Regions from separate parts of the Homo sapiens genome. Here region 2 is linked to region 1. The links are chromatin contacts, found by Hi-C or POLR2A ChIA-PET in ENCODE. All regions are on one chromosome and are shown on one strand. Each heading gives the region's core, a stretch centred on a gene start or an enhancer-like site at or near the end of the contact. The rest is flanking DNA. Distances are from core to core; before and after follow the strand shown. Region 1 holds the start of CERNA1 (competing endogenous lncRNA 1 for miR-4707-5p and miR-4767). Region 2 overlaps TMOD3 (tropomodulin 3).

What was found. A loop is a pair of places that touch in the nucleus more often than their neighbours do. ChIA-PET counts read pairs that join two places held with the same protein, here RNA polymerase II (POLR2A). Pooled maps may share reads with other maps.
Region 2: a pooled map shows a loop between it and region 1 (2.1-fold over the local background). The contact joins the enhancer-like site here to the promoter of CERNA1 in region 1. A Hi-C loop is called at or near these places in 4 of 50 pooled maps. POLR2A ChIA-PET finds 5 or more read pairs at or near these places in 2 of 52 experiments (MCF 10A and activated T-cell).

The regions. Positions count from the first base shown.
Region 1 is chr15:52,177,971-52,183,557 of GRCh38, reverse strand. CERNA1 (competing endogenous lncRNA 1 for miR-4707-5p and miR-4767) reads right to left here and starts at 3,532. Exons shown (of 3, transcript NR_102751.1): 1 at 3,157-3,532; 2 at 2,356-2,508. It overlaps GNB5 (G protein subunit beta 5), which reads left to right. Exons shown (of 13, transcript NM_016194.4): 3 at 3,679-3,790. RefSeq lists enhancers at 3,002-3,091, 2,915-3,416 and a silencer at 3,462-4,121.
Region 2 is chr15:51,840,643-51,846,229 of GRCh38, reverse strand. All of the region lies in intron 1 of TMOD3 (tropomodulin 3), which reads right to left. Among named protein-coding and RNA genes, the nearest start is that of TMOD3, 14 kb to the right of the region's middle. Within about 2 kb of position 3,214, at least 6 of the 41 ENCODE cell types and tissues checked have a DNase peak (open chromatin) inside an H3K27ac peak, as active enhancers do.

The sequences.
Region 1 (5,587 bases), core at 2,283-4,782:
AAATTATTCCCTTAAAGCAAATAGCAAGTAAACAGCCCAGGGTGGCATAAAAAGGCTTTGATACAGCATAGCAATTTGGATATGTCTTCAGCCTAGGTGTAGTGGGCTTCTACCTGTAGTATATTTCTACAGTCTACGTTCTAACTTGGCCCTGCAAATTGTAGAACTGAGGACATTTAGTTCTTAAAAATAAACCTGCTTTCTGGGGGCCTTACCCCCCCCCCATTATTTATTAATCTAACTCTTCTGCTTTTTAAACAACTTCCTCTGCAGGTGGAATAAGCCCAAGAATCCCAGATTTTGAGTCCTCTGTGGCACACAGGTTCTCCCTAGCACAGGGGCCATGCCTGGAGATACTTTTCTAGGGAATAGTTGCCAGCTAGCGCTACTATTAGGTTGGGGCAAAAGTAATTGCGGTTTTTGCCATTGCTTTCAATTGAAGCAGTGGCACGATCTCGGCTCACTGCAACCTCTGACTCCAGGGTTCAAGTGATTCTCGTGCCTCAGCCTCCTGAGTAGCTGAGGTTACAGGCACAAACCACTATGCCTGGCTAATTTTTGTATTTTTAGTAGAGAGAGGGTTTCACCATGTTGGCCAGGCTGGTTTTGAACTCCTGACCTCAGGTGATACACTCACCTTGGCCTCCCAAAGTGTTGGGATTACAGGTGTGAACCACTGCGCCCGGCCCACACAATCTTACTTAATTCTCATAACAATTCTCATTGCTTTCAATTGAAAGCAATGGCAAAAACCACAATTACTTTAATACAATCTCTACTCTCTACTTGGGGGTTCCCAAATATTCAGACAGCATCATTCAGCTGAAGAGACATCCAGTGACTGACAGCTGGCCTTTCATCCAACTGTTTGGGATTATGTAGACACAGTCCCCATTGGGCCCTTTTTGTGAATAGGAGTGACCCTTTATCTCAACCACTGTGGAATGTAGCTGACCTCAACTTTTCTGATATCCAGCTTCCTCAGTGGGAGTTAACACCAAAATACAAGAAAGTACTTGGAAAACTGCCTAACCATTAAAAGTCTGATGGCCTCATCTCTAGATAGTTGACTCTCCAGGTTGGAGGCTGTTCGAGGTTTATTTTACACAAAGAACCCCCAGAAGAGGGCACACACCAGTGAGAAGTACCACGTGCCTCAGGTCTTCACAGCCAGGAGGACCTTGAACCACACACACATCCTGCAACGGTCCAAACAGAGCCAGCCTAAGGAGGTGATGAGATGAGGCTGCCTTGCCTGGGCCCCCTGAGATGGCCCTTGTGAGAAGAATCCCCCATGACCCAGTGTCTCATTTAAATTACCTCATGTGAACTGCTCAAGCGTATCAGGCAGCCTCAGTAATAATAACAGATGCATACTGTGTGCCACGCACTGCTCTCTCCGAATGCCATACAGAGTCTGAAGGAGGTGTTGTCCCCCATTCACAGATGAGGAGCCTGAGGCACCACAAGTAAATCCCTCAGGCCACAGAGCAGAGCCAGGATTTGCCCCCAGGCAGTCAGATCTAGATAGAGCCTGTGCTCTTAACCTTTTGCTTTACAAACTCTCAAACAGGTGTAATATTTTTGCTTTTATATATTCTTATCTTATACTTAATAATTGTATTTATATATTTATTCATTTATAAACATGTTTGTTATATGTTTATATTTTTAACATAGTTTATACAGATTTATATATTTTATATATTTTTTATACATCCATTTAATAAACTAGCATTAACTGAGCACCTACCATATGCAAGTACTATGCTAAATATCTAAATACTAAGGAACAGCGACAAGTAAACCTATTATTATACGGATGGGAACGGAAAAGAGAACTAGCAGTGAATAAGCATCTGCTATGTACGGAGAAGTCTGCTAAAGTCTTCACCCACACTATCTTACCTTTTTTTGTTTTGTTTTTGTTTTTGTTTTTGTTTTTTTTGAGTCTTGCTCTGTTGCCCAGGCTGGAGTGCAGTGGCACGATCTCGGCTCACTGCAACCTCTGATTCCAGGGTTCAAGCGATTCTCGTGCCTCAGCCTCCTGAGTAGCTGAGGTTACAGGCACGTACCACCACGCCCGACTAATTTTTGTATTTTTAGTAGAGAGAGGGTTTCATCATGTTGGCCAGGCTGGTTTCGAACTCCTGACCTCAGGTGATACACCCACCTTGGCCTCCCGAAGTGTTGGGATTACAGGTGTGAACCACCGCACCCGGCCCACACCATCTTACTTAATTCTCATAACAATCCTATGAAGCAGATCCTATGAAGAAGCTTTTCCAGATAAGGAAACGGAGGATCCCAGACTCTAACCTGCAAAACAACTATGTACAGATTAACATCGAGTACCTTCAACTTTTCTCAGATAGAGAAGGCCCGGGACAGCAAGTGGAGGCTGGCTTCTCTGGGAGGGAGCAGGTACAGAGAGGTGGGGACAGCACCCAAGATTCTGCTTGGCGATGTTCTCGCAGCATCTGTAACTTTGATCTGCCTTCTCATTCTCTGCACAAACGCATGCAAGATCACATAGGAGGGAAAAAGGAGAAGGCTTGAGTTGGATCATCCACACCAAAGTCCAGAGCACTAGGGAGCCAGCCTGTCTGGGTCCAAATCCTGTCTCTCCCTCTTTCTTGGAGCATGCCCCCTGAGCAATTACTCAGTCTTTCTGTGCCCCAGTTTCCTCTTCTGTAAAGTGGGAATAAGTGTGCCCATTCAAGTTGACTCCTGTGAGGATTAAACAAGTGCAAATTAAAGCACTTAGAACAGTGCCTCTCACACTTCAGGCGCTTGCGGAGAGGGGATGCTTCAGTCTGACAGAAGTCGCTAAACGTGCATCCTGGCAGAACTGTGCCAGCCCTTCATTCTAAAGGGCAGGAGGTGGCCTCAGAAGTGAGAGGTCCGAGATGCCTGGGCGTGGGCTCAGAAGCCCCAGGTCTGAGCCTGCGCGCCCACTTGACCCACCGCCATCTCCTTTTGCCGCCCCCAGGCCAGGGACCTGATTCCTGCGTGAAGAAAAGAGAAAATAAGGGTGGGCCTCCTAATGCCGCAGAGACTCCGTCTGAGAACCCAGCAACTAGTTTTATTTTTGTATATTTAGATCAACAAACGAAGAGGGTTTCCGGTTCCTTGTTGGGGGAGCACCGTAGCTACCTGCGGCCAAGCCTCGTAGCCGTCTCCTCTCCCGTCCTCTCTCTGCCTGCAGGAGCCACGGGCCCGCAGCCCGCAATCAAGTCCCACAGAGCGGAGATCTGCACGAGAGGCTTGGGGATGGGAGGGCCATGTCGCGGGGGCCTCACCGGTCTCCCCAGAAGCGGGGAGTCCCGAGTTGGAATCCCGGCTTGGCCCTTCCCTCTGTGTGCGTCCTCGGGCAAATCACCCAGCATCCCTAAGCCACAGTTTGCCCGCTGGTAAAATGGGCGTCACACTCCCTGCCTCTCCCGGAGGAGAGAGGCTGACGCGGACATCGCACCAGGCACTGCGCCAGAGCGCGCGCCCAGGTGCGGGGTCTTGGGGCTCAGGCGCAGCAGCCGGGCCCGCAGCTGCTGGCGTCATCGCGGAGGGCGGGGCCGCGGGGCGGTGCTCGGGGCCGGGGACGGCTGCTGGAGCGGCGCCCGCCGCGGCTCAGCGCATTCCCGCTCTCCGCTTCCCTCTCCGCTGCGTCCCCGCGCGAAGATGGCAACCGAGGGGCTGCACGAGAACGAGACGCTGGCGTCGCTGAAGAGCGAGGCCGAGAGCCTCAAGGGCAAGCTGGAGGAGGAGCGAGCCAAGCTGCACGATGTGGAGCGTGAGTGCGGGCCGGGAGGCGGGCGGGGCAAGCCGGACCGGCTCGCCACTTCCCGGGCGGGGACGGCGGGGGCGGTGGGGGCGGTCGTGGCTGCGACGGGAGCCAGGCCCGCGCCACCGCCCGGGAGCAGGGCCCTGGGGCCCGGGCGCGCAGGTGAGGCGCGGGTAGCGGTCCCGATCCCCGGGACGCGCGGCGGTGGGGCCCTCGGAGGGTCCGGGCACCTGGCCGACCCCCGCCGCCAGCTAGCGGAGGACCGCGGGACTAGCTATCCTCATCACCTGCCTGGAAGCTGCGAACGGATCGCGTTCTTGCCCCTCCCATGCGGAGGGCAGGGGGTGGGGTGTCGGTGGTGACGAGCGAGCGCGGCGAGCCCGTGTAGGCGCGGCCTAGGAGAGACTCCTGTTTTGTTTTTTAATGCCCGTCTGGCTTTCTCCATCACTGTTGTATCTTTTCTCAGTTTTGCTTTTATGAGACTGCAATTTCAAAGCTCATTTTTCCAACCTCTCCCCTATCCTTGGGGCGGGGAGCTGGATGACGGAGAGAGAAGGGAAACGGAGGAGCTCACTAAATTCAACCGTTCAGTTCGTTTAAGGCTGTTTAAAAAGCTTTTGGATCGATGTGGTGGATTGGCATAAAAAAGCCATAGCGATCTTAAACTTGCATTCTTCACCACCACCACCGTAATTCAGAACTGGCTCTGTGATTTTTATGAGTGAGCGATTAAATAGCCAGGTTCAGCGGCTCTTGGCCAAAACAGCGTTCCTTTACTTTGTCAGAGGGCTCCTCCTCAGCAGAGCTTGGGCTGGGGGCCAGGCTTGGGGAAGTGGTTGTATCTGCTCACTTTTGAGCTCTGAGGGTGGCATCTCCCCTTTGCTGAGCACCTCCCACGGTGCCCTCCTGCACACCTTGACGTTGTTCTCCTGCCATTCCTAATCGATGCCACCCTTTACATTCTATGTGGAATGGAAAAATGGGGTTCGTGCTAGGGCCTTTACCTTTTGATCTCTGAAGATCACTTAAGAGAAGTGGATGACCTGGATCTAGCGTGTGCTGTGCTTTCCTAGGGGTCTTCTTTAAATAGGAGGCACTCTAAGCTTAGAAATCCTGTCCAGCAATCACTAACTGTAAACCCCAAATAATGTAGTTATGCAAATTGAGAGTTACTTTTCTTACATAACAAGAGCAAAGGTGGATGATCACCTGCTGTTGTTCAGCTGCACCATGCACCCCCCACCAAGGGACCCAGGCTCCTTCTGCCTTTCTTCTCCACACCTTAGAGCAGTGGCATTTGCCCCATGATTATAATATGATTGCCACAGCTCCAAACATCACTTCTGTATCCAAGGCAGGAAGAAGGGGGAATATGGACACCAATCTCTCTTTGCTCCCTATCAAGAAAGCAAAGCAAAAGTTTTCCCAGAAATCCTTCTCCCAGTTTGAGACCAGCCTGGCCAACATGGTGAAAAGTATTCATAGGTCATCTAATTTCTCCATTTGACAGATGAGGAAACTGAGGCACAAAGAATTAAAGGACTTACCGAAGGTCCCCTGCTAAGTGTTGGGACCCGGATTCCCCCCAGGCAATCAGAGTGCCAGCTCAGGCTCACTTCAGATTATTTTCGCCAAACCCGTTTTGAGCTTCATGCAGAGGGCGTTCTCCAGAAACTCACTTATTCAATAGTGCAGGCTGCATGCCTGGATATTTTCAGGTTTTCTGTGAATTTGTAAGTTGCCTTAAGACAGAGAGCAGAGATGCAGCTTTTCAAAGGGAACCTCAGGGGGCAAATGTAGTCAATC
Region 2 (5,587 bases), core at 1,965-4,464, 340 kb after region 1:
CCTCTCAAGTAGCTGGGACAATAGGTGCGTGCCACTATGTCTGGCTAATTTTTATTTTTGTATTTTTTTTTTTTTTGGTAGAAATGGGGTTTTACCATGTTGCCCAGGCTGGTCTCAAACTCCTGGGCTCAAGTAATCCATCTGCCTCTGCCTCCCAAAGTGCTGGGATAACAGGTGTGAGCCACTGCGCTCAGTCAGTAGTGTACTTTTAAATTTTAATGGAAAAATCTTCAGTCTTAAAAATAGATTTTTAAAAGTTTTTAATTTTAGCTAGATTATATAACTGAAGCTCCCTTTCTTTGCTAGAATAAGGAGAATTTTCTGTACCTTCTGACTCCTTGATTGATTACTCCGAAGTCCTTCTCCAAGCTCTATAACAAACTGTGACAAACCTATGTAATTAATAGGATTCAATTATCACCAGAGGAGGAAAAACAAACAAAACCCAGAGGAAACCAAAATTCTTTCCTTGTTTTATTTTTTGAGACAGAGTCTCCCACTATCACCCAGGCTGGAGTGATGACAGCTCACTGCAGCCTCGACCTTCTGGGCTCAAGCGATTCTCCCACCTCAGCTTACTGAGTAGCTGGGACAACAAGTGTGTGCCAACCATGCCCAGCTAATTTTTAAATTTTTTGTAGAGATGAGGTCTCACTATGTTGCCCAGGCTGGTCTAAAATCCTGAGCTCAAGCGATGTTCCCACCTCAGCCTCCCAAAGTACGGAATTACACATGTGAGCCACTGTGCCTGGCTGGAACCAAAATTCTTCAGGAGAAAAAGTCTAGCACTTAGTTAGCTCCCAGCATCAGACTGAGGGTGAGCGGATCTATGGACTTAGGGGTTCTGACTTTAATCTCTTCTTAGTTTCCTGGGCTAGATGAAGAATAGCTAAAATATAGTCCTGGTTCTGACAGGTGGCTCTTCCACGTCCATGACAAACACGGCAAATCAAACAGCCTTTTTTTCACTGAGCACAGATCCTCCCTCAGTCCTTAGGCAGCTACTACCAGTAGATGAGACTTGGCAAAGGTTGAAACCTAGTCATTTCATCCCTGAGCCTGATGGACTCAGGTCTCTTCTAATTCTAATTGTCTATGATTTTAAGGAAACACCATTTAACCCAATCTTGGGGGAAAAAAATACTGACTTGCCCTCATCACTGCCAAGGTGAACAATGTATAAGTAAAAAGGAAAAATATGAAAGCTGAATCATGCTAGATATGTACATACAAAAGCTGAAATACTGCAGGAAAGTGACTTGAAAAACAAGAACCAGATAGACTTAAAAAATGAACAAAGTAAATAATGAAGTCAAGCATGAGCCAATGTTGTTAAGTAGTAGAGGGGAAAAAAAAGTTAACAGTAGTATGACCGTATTAATAAATGCTTTCCTGAAAACTCACCAAATAAAGCAAACTTATACAGCTAATTTTCTATTTTCACATTGATTTCCATAATAAAGTTAGACATGTTTCCATGAAAACATGAATTCCCTACAAATCATAAATCATAGGAATTAATGCAAAAAAGATTCAATCACAAAATTAAATATAAATTCTGTCAATGTAGTAAGAATACTAAAGTAGCACATTCATTTCTGCCTTGGTCTTTATTTCCTTTCCTCTTATTAAAATAAATTTAACAGTATTTAACTACTGCCTCTCTTTAATTAAATTTTATAACCAAGACTCTCAAGAGGAGAACAGTACTGAAAGATATTAGAAAAAAGACTTCAGAATAAGAAAAAATAGGTTAGAAAAATTGACTTGGAATTTAGGAAAGAGGCCTTTGGGAAACAGGTTTCATAAAGGCTTTAACCGCAGAAGGTGATATTTTAAGGAGTTTCGGAGGGTTTTCCTCCCCCCATCATTCATTTACATCTATTCCTCAACTGTGACCCACTTTTTTCTAGTACCTCAAGAAAGTCTACTGGTTAACAAAAGACCTCCAAGGTCCTTCCAAATCTAAACAATCAACTTTTAAAAATAAGTGCTTGAGAATAACTCTGGAAGGATCCACAAGAACCAGAGATAAACTAGTTAGCTGAGAATACAAGGGAGAGGGTTCACTCAGTGTTTGCTATATATCCAGGAGGACCCCAGGAGTTTTGTACCATGTGCATTTATTGATTTTTTTTAATTTAAAGGACAATTCAATCATTTGTTGCAGTTTGATGCTGCATATGAAAAAATAACAAATATTATCCCTGACTTTAGAATTATGCATGCCACACTCAGGTAACAGCAAGAAGTGCTTTGGTAGAAAAAACAAAATAAGAACCATCGGCCATCATACAGTCATATTAGAATTTCAGAATGCTATTAAAAAAAAAAAACTAGCAATCTGCGAAACCAATAGCAAAGCTCATTTTAAGAAATATGTAATTATATATTCTCCCAAGTTCCACAGCTTTGGACCAAAGGCCCTATTTAATTGAAATCCTGAAACTGGGATTGAGGGCAGTTTTGGGGTATGTTTTCTCAAAACCTTTTCCCTAAGGAAACATCAAGAGAAACAACTTTCTAAAGTCCTATGCAGGCTCTTCAAAGCCCTATGTCTCTGAGCCCTGCCCCTTCCCAGGAAAGGTTCTAAGACCTAGAGAAACTTCTGGAACCTCATAAAAAGAGGAAGTAAAAAATACTGCTTTACTAAGCCCTCTGTCAGACCAGGCTCTAGACAAGCAAACTGACTCTAAGCTCCTGTTTTCCTGCTCTAACATCTGTATCTTGCCTACAGTCACCTAAAACACTGCTTTTAACATTTTACTCCTTTACTTAGAAATGTTTCTTGTTAGGTGTTTGTAGTTTGACAGTTTCTCGGGTGATTTTGATAAAACTCCCCTTCCTACTTGCTCTAAGAATCACTAGGAATCCTCTGCTTTAATCAGGCTAGATTCCTCAGGGCCTCACAGATATCCAAAGTTCATCTTCAGCTGGCCGCCTCATTTGTTTCCCACAATGATGTCACTCTTCTTAAACAATCCTTTTTACCCCAGGCCCGAATTTCACCTCTCTATCTTATCCACACGCTGCACAATTCAAAGACTAGCTGAAGTCTGTCCTCTCCAAAGCCTTTCTAGCTCTTCCAACTCTGACTACTCTTTTTCCTCCTCTCAAGATCAGCAGTGCTCCAGGTATGGCATACCATCTAGCCCCATTGCTCACCACTGAGTCATGAGTACGGTGCCCCAGCTGGTAAGAATGAATGCTCCTCAATGGACCATGCCTCACTCTTACATGGTGAAGGCATTTATATGCACCTTCAGAGACACAGCACACTTCTGACTTAGAGATACCACTGGTATTACTCTAATCAACGTCAGGGGCCTGGAGATACATCAAGCTTTATTATCATGATTAATTTTCAGATTGAAAGGGAGTAGTAGTTACAATAGGTTTTTCAAGAGGCACAAGGCCTAAAATTTGCATAATGTATTTTGTACTTCATGAGGGAGGTGGGGAATGTAATACCACTCAAAAAGAGATTTGGTAACTCCTGGAGTTAGGGTATAATTCTCATGAGGTGGGATAAAAGCACGAACTCAGTCAATAGTAGGGCAAAAGAGAGTCAATTCTTCAAGAAAATGACACTGCCCCACTACCTTGACCTTAGGCCCTAAATGTAGAAAACCTCATGCCTAATGAAGTACTATGATATTCAGAATGAATAGCTGAAAAATAACCAACAGACAGGGCACTTGTAAGTAACCACACAGCAGCCACAATCAACATCCACACAACCCACCATAAGCAATTTTTGGAACACAAAGAGAAAGGGCAAGATGACTTACACACCACAGACAGCACTGAAGAGGGCTTGCTAGGAAAAGTAATTTGGTATCATCAAGCTGTATACGTAAAGTTGACGGTATATAAATTATGCCTTGATAAAATTGTTTTTTAAAAAAGTAATCTGGTGACATGAGCTAGGGTATTCGCCTATGGAGAAGCAGCATGCAGTCCAGTAAAGTAAGGGGAGAGGGGTATTCACTAGGTTTTAATTGGCAGTTTCAAGATAGCAGGCACAAAACCTCTGGCACAGAAGCAGAAATGCCTCATGATGTTAAGACAGGAGAGTTCACTATAAATGATAAGAACTACCACAATATAGCCTTTGAAAAATACACACAAACATATAATAAAAAGTCAAACCAGGCCAGGCACAGTGGCTCACGCCTGTAATCCCAGCACTTTGGGAGGCCAAGGTGGGTGGATCACTTGAGGTCAGGAGTTTGAGACCAGCCTGGCCAACATGGTGAAACCCCATCTCTACTACAAGTACATAAAAAAAAATTAGCCAGGCGTGGTGGCCCATGCCTGTAATCCCAGCAACTCAGGAAGCTGGGGTAGGAGAATCGCTTGAACACAGGAAGCGGAGGTTGCAGTGAGCCAAGATCGTGCCACCGCACTCCAGCCTGTGTGACAGAATGAGACTCCATCTCAAAATAATAATTAAAAAAACTCCAAACCATAAAAAACTACTGAAATAATGAGAACCATACAGCTAGTGGCAATTGGGGATAGTTTCAGAGAAAGAAGAAATGGGAGTGGGTGGAGGCAGAAAGAAAAACAAATTAATACTTAAGACTGGTGATAACTGAAGAAAGCAGAACTGATGAAAGAAGGGAAGTCTTAGAAATCATTGCTATTGGCCAAGAAGCTTGGTTCACAGTCTCCAGGACATAAGGTCTGCTTTGGGATAGGTTCTTTAGAAGGGGGCTAAAGGACATTTTTCCTTTAATATCAAATGAGGGAAATCAAGGGAGCCACATACAAGTAAAAGAAAATAATGCAGGAAAAGAGAGGAGGTTGCTGAGAGCTTAGAAGGACCCAAAACAGGAGTTCAGGATAATATATCTGAAATTAACACTTATGACAACAACTATCAATTATTACCTTTAGTGATAGAATAAAACTGGTTATATCTTAATTACATCATAGGAAAACATTTCTTTCATTTTTTACTTTAGTCTCTCAGAATAAAGGGATCATGTCCCATATCATATTATAATGAAGTGAAAAAGAAAGGAATCAATTTTTGTTTGTATACCTGTTATATGCCAGGCACTTTATCATACACATCTCCTCATAATAACCTTGCAAAATAGTTCTATCTCCAATTTACAGATGAAGAAACTGAAGCTCAGAAAGGCTAAGAGCCTGCTCAAGGATATGTACTTTTCAGTAGTGGATGTGAGATTTGAACCTGACCCTAAAAGCCATACGTTTTACACAATATCACACTTCCTCTAAAAAATACTCAATTTTTGCCATGTTTTTAGTTTTATGATACTAGACACTACACATTAACAGAAGTAAATTAAGTGATATTAGGTGATAGCAAGAAGCCACAGCTGGAGATAAAAGAAAAGGAAAAGCTACCAAGTAACCAAAACACAAAAGTGTGGGACAATTTAATGCAGTTTCTAAGAGCCTATAAACGTCAACAATCTCAGAAGGCAATTCAATAGCACGGTACAATAAATGATGCAAAAAAATGAATTCTAAAGTCGATATTTCCCACATCATTTTGGCTAAATTAAGCATCAGGGACTCCATTTAAGAAGGGCAGGAGAAATTATTATAA